Regions from separate parts of the Homo sapiens genome. Here region 1 is linked to region 2. Evidence: read pairs that join two places in POLR2A ChIA-PET (ENCODE). Cell type or tissue: HCT116. All regions are shown on one strand. Each heading gives the region's core, and the rest is flanking DNA. Links, peaks and the distances in the headings are about the cores only. Region 1 overlaps PRKACA (protein kinase cAMP-activated catalytic subunit alpha). Region 2 holds the start of LINC01842 (long intergenic non-protein coding RNA 1842).

What was found. Peaks named below come from ENCODE experiments on the same cell type or tissue, not always from the same donor. Only the 100,000 strongest peaks of a DNase experiment are listed, where the experiment ranks them.
Region 1: POLR2A ChIA-PET joins it to region 2 with 5 read pairs; 2 of 35 experiments call an interaction of 5 or more read pairs at or near these places.

Annotation. Positions count from the first base shown.
Region 1 is chr19:14,100,853-14,105,232 of GRCh38, reverse strand. PRKACA (protein kinase cAMP-activated catalytic subunit alpha) reads left to right here. Exons shown (of 10, transcript NM_002730.4): 4 at 2,319-2,417; 5 at 4,325-4,380. Among named protein-coding and RNA genes, the nearest start is that of SMIM46, 9.4 kb to the left of the region's middle. In HCT116, for the core only: no CTCF peak of the experiment used is centred there; no DNase peak of the experiment used is centred there.
Region 2 is chr19:14,331,987-14,336,366 of GRCh38, reverse strand. All of the region lies in intron 1 of LINC01841 (long intergenic non-protein coding RNA 1841), which reads left to right. It overlaps LINC01842 (long intergenic non-protein coding RNA 1842), which reads right to left and starts at 2,624. Exons shown (of 2, transcript NR_134916.1): 1 at 2,348-2,624. RefSeq lists an enhancer at 1,927-2,602. In HCT116, for the core only: no CTCF peak of the experiment used is centred there; a DNase peak (open chromatin) is centred at 1,932; H3K4me3 peaks cover 1,700 bases; H3K27ac peaks cover 1,646 bases.

The sequences.
Region 1 (4,380 bases), core at 264-4,263, 230 kb after region 2:
GCCTAATGATATGTTTTAATTAAGCCAGTATATCTACAGTATTACCCTTTCCATATATTATCAATGTGAAAATATCATTAATGAAACATTTTACATTCCTTTTGTTTTTTTCCCAGTCCTCCATGACTTCGGAAATATTTCCTTTTTTTCTGTACTGAAGTATCTTTAAAATCCAGTGTCTATTGTATGCTTACAACAGTTCTCAACTCTGATGGTAAATTTTTCCTGGAAAGATAAGAAAAAGCAGGGAAGTTGAAAAAGCAGATTCACATGCCCAAGTTGTTCCAACCATGCCTGAAAGTCACCAGTACCTGCATCAAGAGTTTAATTTTTGTTTTGTTTTGTTTTGTTTTGTTTTTGAGATGGAGTTTCGCTCTTGTTGCCCAGGCTGGAGTGCAATGGCATGATCTCAGCTCACTACAACCTCTGCCTCCGGGTTTCAAGCGATTCTTGTGCTCCAGCCTCCTGAGTAGCTGGAATTACAGGCGCCGGCTACCACGCCCAGCTAATTTTTTAATTTTTTTTTTTTTTTTTTTTGAGATGGAGTCTCGCTCTGTCGCTCAGGCTGGAGTGCAGTGGCACGATCTTGGCTCACTGCAACCTCTGCCTCCCGGGTTCACGCCATTCTTCTGCCTCAGCCTCCTGAGTAGCTGGGACTACAGGCGCCCACCACCACGCCTGGCTAATTTTTTGTATTTTTAGTAGAGATGGGGTTTCACCGTGTTAGCCAGGATGGTCTCCATCTCCTGACCTTGTAATCCACCGGCCTCGGCCTCCCAAAGTGCTGGGATTACAGGCGTGAGCCACCACACCTGGCCAGTTTTTAAATATTTTTAGTAGAGACAGGGTTTCACCATTTTGGCCTGGCTGGTTGTTGTTTTTTTTTTTTTTTTTTTGAGACGGAGTCTCGCTCTGCCACCCAGGCTGGACTGCAGTGGTGTGATCTCAGCTCACTGCCAGCTCCACCTCCCGGGTTCATGCCATTCTCCTGCCTCAGCCTCCCGAGTAGCAGGGACTACAGGCGCCCGCCACCACACCCGGCTAATTTTTTGTGTTTTTAGTAGAGACGGGGTTTCACCATGTTAGCCAGGATGGTCTCGATCTCCTGACCTCGTGATCCACCTGCCTCGGCCTCTCAAAGTGCTGGGATTACAGGCGTGAGCCACCGTACCCGGCCTGGTTGTTTTGTTTTTGAGACAGGGTCTTGCTCTGTTGCCCAGGCTGAAGTGCAGTTGGGCTCAAATGATCCTCCCACCTCAGCCTCTGGAGCTGCTGGGACCATAGTCGTGCCATGCCCAGCTAATTGCTTTTGTTGTCCTTGTTGTTGTTTGTAGAGATGGGGTCTCGCTACATTGCCCAGGCTAGTCTCAAACTCCTGGGCTCAAGCGATTTACCTGCCTGGGCCTCCCAAAGTGCTGGGATTACGGGCGTGAGCCACCATGCCCAGCTGGTGTCAGTTTTTTAATTTATATTTTAGATACTTAAAATTTTTGAATTTGGCTCCCCATCCGACCAGCCATATTTCAAGGGCCCAGCATCCCCCTGTGGCTAATGGGGACTGAACTGGGTAGGGCAGGTATAGACTCTGAGGACACAGCTATGTGAGCAAAGCAGTTGACAGCTGACTGAGGGACCAGGCTGGCCACATGTTACACACCAGCCTGACATCAGCCAGCTGTGTGACCTTGGACAAGTCACCTCCCCTCTGTGTCTGGTCTTCCAAACTGGCGTACTCCCAGCATGGGCCTCTAGGGCTTCTATCCTGATTCAGTGAGAGACTGGGTGCCAGGTGCCTGCTCATGGCATCTGCTATTAGGGGACAGCTGATGGCTGAGGAGCTGTTAGCCTGAGGTTCAGGTTGCTGTGTGGAGTGTTCTAGACAAGGGTAAGGCAGGTCCTAAACCCCCCACCTCTTGGGCTTCTCCTGCCTGTCTTTTCAATTTCAGTTCAGCTGCCCCTTCCTCCAGAAAGCGCTGTCTGATTCCCCCTTCCCCAGACCACGCCAGGTACTTTACATGGGCTTCTTGGGGGCTGCTTCTCCACAACCCCAAGATACCCTCCACCACGGCTCTGACCTCTGTGGGGGTAACCCATGTATTCTTTGCCCTGGACTTAGTGCCGTGCAAGGACAAGCAGCCCCTAGCCTCCCTGATGCTGTGTCCTCAGCATCAGCTAAGGGCCCGACAGGCCACAGGCACACAAATGATTCTGGCTGAAGGAACCGGCCTGGCTCCGGCATCCCTAGTTCCAGGCATTAGGGGAAATGAGGCCCCTCTCACCTCCCCCTCCTTTCTGCCCTCCCCTCCTTCCCTTCCCAGGTGGTGAAACTGAAACAGATCGAACACACCCTGAATGAAAAGCGCATCCTGCAAGCTGTCAACTTTCCGTTCCTCGTCAAACTCGAGTTCTCCTTCAAGGTGGGGTCCCAGTGGCCAAGGGCGGGGGGTCACTGCATTGGGTCCCAGCCTTCTGGCCCCCAGGGCTGGGGTCGGAGCTGAGGACAATCAGTGGCTGCTCTCTTTTGTGGAAGAACAAGATCCCTGGAGGAGGGAGATCAGGGGACAGGAGTCAGGCTGGGACTCTGGTAGACCCAAGTTCAGTTCCTGGTCCAGCCAGTTTGTAGTTCGATACCCTTGGTGAGTCACCCAACCTCAGTAACATCCCTCAAAAGCAGCACCTGGTTTATGGTAAGAGCCTGACCCAGGAGCACAAACTCTGCCCCAGGCAGCCGGGGTTCATTTCCCAGTTCAGTACTTCTTGATGTGTGGCCCCGGGCAAGAGACTTATCTCCCCAAGCCTCAGCTTTCTCATGGTAAAATGGGGATCATACCAGTTCCAGCCTGGTGGGGTTGTCATGACAGTTCCAGGCACGTCTTGAGCGCCCTTTGGGAGCCGTTTTGGGTGCCATCCAAAGCTGTGGTCATGAGAAACAGGAAAGGCCACTCAGGGCCAGCTTCATGGACGTTTGACCCAGAGAAGCACAAGGGCCTGTTCTCCGAGGGACCCCACACCTGGTTTAACGCTTTGCTGCTGCTGCTGTCTTGAGATCCGTAATAATTTTTTTTTGTTGAGACAGAGTCTCACTCTGTTGCTCAGGCTGGAGAGCAGTGGCGCAATCTTGGCTCACTACAACCTCTGCCTCCTGGGTTCAAGCAATTCTCCTGCCTCAGCCTCCTGAGTAGCGGGGATTACAGGTGCCCACCACCATGCCCAGCTTATGTTTGTATTTTTAGTAGAGACAGGATTTTGCCATGTTGCTCAGGCTGGTCTTGAACTCCTGACCTCAAGTGATCTGCCTGCCTTGGCCTCCCAAAGTGCTGGGATTACAGGCATGAGCCACTGTGCCAAGCCTAATTTTTATTTTTTTTATTGAGACAGAGTTTGGCTGTTGTTGCCCAGGCTGGAGTGCAATGATGCGATCTCAGCTCACCACAACCTCTGACTCCTGGGTTCAAGCAATTCTTCTGCCTCAGCCTCCCGAGTAGCTGGGATTACAGGCATGTGCCATCACATCTGGCTAATTTTGTATTTTTTAGTAGAGACAGGGTTTCCCCATGTTGGTCAGGCTGGTCTTGAACTCCTGACCTCAGGTGATCTGCCTGCCTCGACCTCCCAAAGTGCTGGGATTGCAGGTGTGAGCCGTGCCCGGCCATTTTGTTTTGTTTTGTTTAAGATAAGGTCTTACCCTGTTGCCCAGGCTGGAGTGCAGTGGCGCAATTACAGCTCACAACCTTTGCCTCCCAGGCTCAAGCAATCCTCCCACCTCAGTCTCCTGAGTATGAGACTACAGGTGCACGCCATGATGCCCAGCTAATTTTTGTATTTTTGCAGAGACGGGGTCTCACTATGTTGCCCAGGCTGGTCTCAAACTCCTAGGCTCAAGTGATCCACCCACCTTGGCCTCCCAAAGTACTGGGATTATACAGGCATGAGCCACCACACCCGACCCTCTGTAATAATTTTTTAACCAGGGGCCATCTTTTTTATTCTGGGCCCCACTAATTCTGCAGCCTATCATGATCCCATTTTACAGATGACAAAACTGTGGCCTCAGAGCCTTACTCAAGCTCCCAGAGCAAGGTACTACAGAGTTCTCTCTCCAGCCAAGGCAGGCTAACCAGGTCCTGACATACCTCTGAGCCAGCCCTCACTTTCACCCATTAACAGCAGGATAAGGGTCGCCCCTGTAGAACATGATTCCTACAGGGAGCCAGGATCGCTGTTGTCATTTAATGTTTGAACACCAGCCGGGGAGGCCCCCAAGGCCTTCAGATCGGGTCCAAGTCTCAGGGGTGGGCCCTTGACCAGCCACTGCTTCCCACAGGACAACTCAAACTTATACATGGTCATGGAGTACGTGCCCGGCGGGGAGATGTTCTC
Region 2 (4,380 bases), core at 146-4,145:
TTATGTCAGGGATATAATCAGTCAAATAGGTGGAGAACTATAAAGAATAGGCTGGGCACGGTGGCTCACGCCTGTAATCCCAGCACTTTGGGAGGCTGAGGCGGGCAGATCACCTGAGGTCAGGAGTTCGAGACCAGGTTGGCCAACATGGTGAAACGCCGTCTCTACTAAAAATACAAAAATCAGCCGGGCGTGGTGGCAGGCGCCTGTAATCCCAGCTACTCGGGAGGCTGAGGCAGGAGAATTGCTTGAACCTGGGAGGCAGAGGTTGCAGTGAGCCGATATTGTACCATTGCACTCCAGCCTGGGGGACAAGAGCAAGACTTCGTCTCAAAAAAAGAAAAGAAAAGAAAAGAATAACTAACACAGGGTGGTTAAGAGCTCTGGAATCAGACAGCCAGGGTTCGAATTCTGGCTTCACCACCTTCAAGCTGTGTGACCTAAGTCATATGGTTTATTGTTACGGTTCCCAGATTTTCTCATCAGTAAAATGGGCCTCTCATGAGGACTCCATGAGGCAAAGTGTGTGAAATGCTTAGCCTTCTGCCAGGCACATAGAGGATGCTTGCTGTTACCATCATTAAGAAAAGCTTTAAAAGAGGCTGGAAACAATGGAGGTACCTGGGCTCTGGGGATTGGCTACATGCATAGTAGAAAATGAAAGTGGGCTGGGCATGGTGGCTCATGCCTGTAATCCCAGCACTTTGGGAGGCCCAGGTGGGAGGATCGCCTGAGCCCAGGAGTTCAAGACTAGCCTGGGCAACATAGCCAGATCCCAACTCTACAAAAACTAAAAAATTAGCCAGGCATGGTGGCACATGTCTGTACTTCCAGCTACTTGGGAGGCTGAGGGGGGAGGATTGCTTGAGCCCAAGGAGGTGGAGGCTGCAGTGAGCGCATATCGCACCACTGCACTCCAACCTGGGTGACAGAATGAGAACCTGTCTCAACAAAGAAAAGGAAATTAAAAGCTGGGTGTGGTGGCTGACACCTGTAATCTCAGCACTTTGGGAGGCTGAGGTGGGCGGATCACTTGAGGTCACGAGTTCGAGACCAGCCTGGCCAACTTGGTGAAACCCTGTCTCTACTAATAATACAAAAATTAGCTGGATGTGTTGGTGGGTGCCTGTAATCCCAGCTACTTGGGAGGTGAGGCAGGAGAATCGCTTGAACCCAGGAGGTGAAAGTTGCAGTGAGCCGAGATCTCGCCACTGCACTCCAGCCTGGGTGATAAGGTGGCTCAGTCTCAAAAAAAAGAAAAGAAAATTCAAGTGCTAAAACTTATATTCATTGACACAGCGTGACCTCTGTGATATATTAATTAAAAAAAAAAGAAAACCAATTTCAAACATCATATATAACCACATCTTTCAAGCACTTTGATCACAAATCAAAGAATTAATTTTTTACATTGCAACGTAGGCCTTCTACCCAGGTTTGGAACTAAAACAAAAGTTTCAGGAAGTCATAGTCATATTTCTACTGTGCAGTGGGTTCTGATATTTTCTAGTCTCTTTTGTTCCATTTTAAAAGGCTGGTCGTTTTTGCAATTACAGTATTTTTCTCTTTAAGGTTCTGGTTAATGTAACCCTGTAACCCAGACTCCCAGTAAAAAGGGTGTCTAGATAGTGACTAAGGAAAGGATGAAGGAAGACAGGGAAAGTGGTATTTCCAATCCACTAGGCTTGAATTTTTTTTTTTTTTTTTTTTTTTTGAGACGGAGTTTCGCTTTTGTAGCCCAGGCTGGAGTGCAATGGCACGATCTTGGCTCACTGCAAGCTCCGCCTCCCAGGTTCAAGCAATTCTCCTGCCTCAGCCTCCCGAGTGGCTGGGATTACAGGCGCCCGCCACCACACCCGGCTAAGAGTGTGTGTGTGTGTGTGTGTGTGTGTGTGTGTGTGTTTAGTAGAGACGGGGTTTCACCATGTTGGCCGGGCTGGTCACAAACTCCTGGGGTTACAGGCGTGAGTCACCGCACCTAGCCTCTTTTTTTTTTTTTTTTTTTTTTTTTGAGACGGAGTCTTGCTCTGTCGCCCAGGTTGGAGTGCAGTGGCGCGATCTCGGCTCACTGCAAGCTCCGCCTCCTGGGTTGACGCCATTCTCCTGCCTCAGCCTCCTGAGTAGCTGGGACTACAGGCGCCCGCCACCACGCCTGGCTAATTTTTTGTATTTTTAGTAGAGACGGGTTTTCACCGTGTTAGCCAGGATGGTCTCAATCTCCTGACCTTGTGATCTGCCGGTCTTGGCCTCCCAAAGTGCTGGGATTACAGGCGTGAGCCACCGCGCCCAGCCTTTTTTTTTTTTTTTTTTTTTTTTTTTTTTTTTTAATATAGTGATGCGGTCTTACCATGTTGTCCAGGCTGTTCTCAAGCTCCTGGGCTCAAGCGATCCTCCTGTCTTGCCATCCCAAAGTGCTGGGTTTGCAGGCCTGAGCAACTGCGCCTGGCAGTGGTAACTCTTGAATGGGGGAAAAGTGGGCACAGACAAGCCCCACGATGGTCCAGCCTCCAAAGCGCAGCCGCCTGGGTCTTCCCCTCCAGCCTCCGGGACAAGGGGAATCTCAGTGGCTGAAACTTCTGGGGATGGAGGAGGAGCGGCATCCGGGGAGGGTGAGCCGAGCCCGGCGTGCGGCTCCGGAGGAGGCTCCGCCCGGCTCGGGTCCCCTCCCAGGGGCTGGGCTGGCGGGAAGGGCCCGGGCTGCCGGGCAGGCAGAAACGGAGCCTGGGAGTCTGCTATCGACCGCCTGGGCGGCGGTAGGGAAGCTTTTAGATCTGCCCGCTCGTCCCGGAGGGGGGCAAGGGCGAGGCTCCCCCTCCCCTAAAGAGCGGAGGCCCGGGGGGTTTCCTGTCACCCCTACAGGCCACCCACCAGCAAGGCTTGCAGGCTAGCCTCCGAACTGAGCCCAAAATCCGGTTGCTGGAATTGGAATTACTTTTCCTGGAACTTTATTGAGAGTTAATTTACATGCGGTGAAGTCCCAAGCCTGCACATATTATTTGCATGCACGACCCCGTGTCCCCACCCCATCAAAGTAAGGAACACTTCCATTCAGACGGCCCAGAAATCAATGTCCCTTCATCCATTCCCCACCCACAGCCACTCCACTGATTTTTTTTTTTTTTTTTTTTTTTTTTTGAGATGGAGTTTTGCTCTTGTTGCCCAGGCTGGAGTGCAATGGCACGATCTGGGCTCACCGCAACCTCTGCCTCCCGGGTTCTAGCGATTCTCCTGCCTCAGCCTCCTGAGTAGTTGGGATTACAGGCATGCACCACCATGCCCAGCTAATTTTTGTATTTTTAGTACAGATGGGGTTTCACCATGCTGGTCAGGCTGGTCTCAAACTCCCAACCTTAGATGATCCGCCCGCCTCGGCCTCCCAAAGCACTGGGATTACAGGTGTGAGCCACCAGGCCCGGCCTGATTTTTCTTTTCTTTTCTTTTTTTTTTTGTTTTTTGTTTTTTGAGACAGAGTCTCGCTCTGTCAGCCAGGCTGGAGTGTAGTGGTGCGATCTCGGCTCACTGCAAGCTCTGCCTCCCAGGTTCACGCCATTCTTCTGCCTCAGCCTCCCGACAAGCTGGGACTACAGGCGCCGGCCACCACGTCCGGCTAATTGTTTTTTGTATTATTTAGTAGAGACGGGGTTTCATCATGTTAGCCAGGATGGTCTCGATCTCCTGACCTCGTGATCCGCCTGCCTCGGCCTCCCAAAGTGCTGGGATTACAGGCGTGAGCCACCGTGCCCGGCCTCTTTTCTTTTCTTTTTAGAAACAGGGTCTTGCTCTGTTGCCCAGGCTGGAGTGCAGTGGTGCAACCATAGCTCACCGAAGCCTCTACCTCCTAGGCTCAAGCAATTCTCCTGTCTCAGCCTCTGAGTAGCTGGAACTACAGGCCCTCACCACCAAGCCCAGCTAATTTTTGTATTTTTTGTAGAGACAGACAGGGTCTTGCTGTTATCCAGGCTGATGTTGAATTCCTGGCCTCAAGCGATCCTCCTGTCTCAGCCTCCCAAAGTGCTGAGATTACAGGTGTGAGCCATAGGGTGGGGCCCACTATCCTGAATTCTTTTTGTGTGTGTGACAGTTTCACTCTGTTGCCCAGGCTGGAGTGCAGTGGCACGATCTCAGCTCACTGCACCCTCCACTTCCCAGGGTCAAGCGATTCTCATGTCTCAGTCTCCAAAGTAGCTGAAATTACAGGCACACGCCACCACACCCCGCTGATTTTTGTATTTTTTGTAAAGATGGGGTTTTGACATGTTGGCCAAGCTGGTCTTAAAGTCCTGGCCTCAAGTGATCTGCCCACCTCGGCCTCCCAAAGTGCTGGGATTATAGGCGTGAGTCACTGCACCTGGCTACTATTCTGATTTCTATCACCTTAGA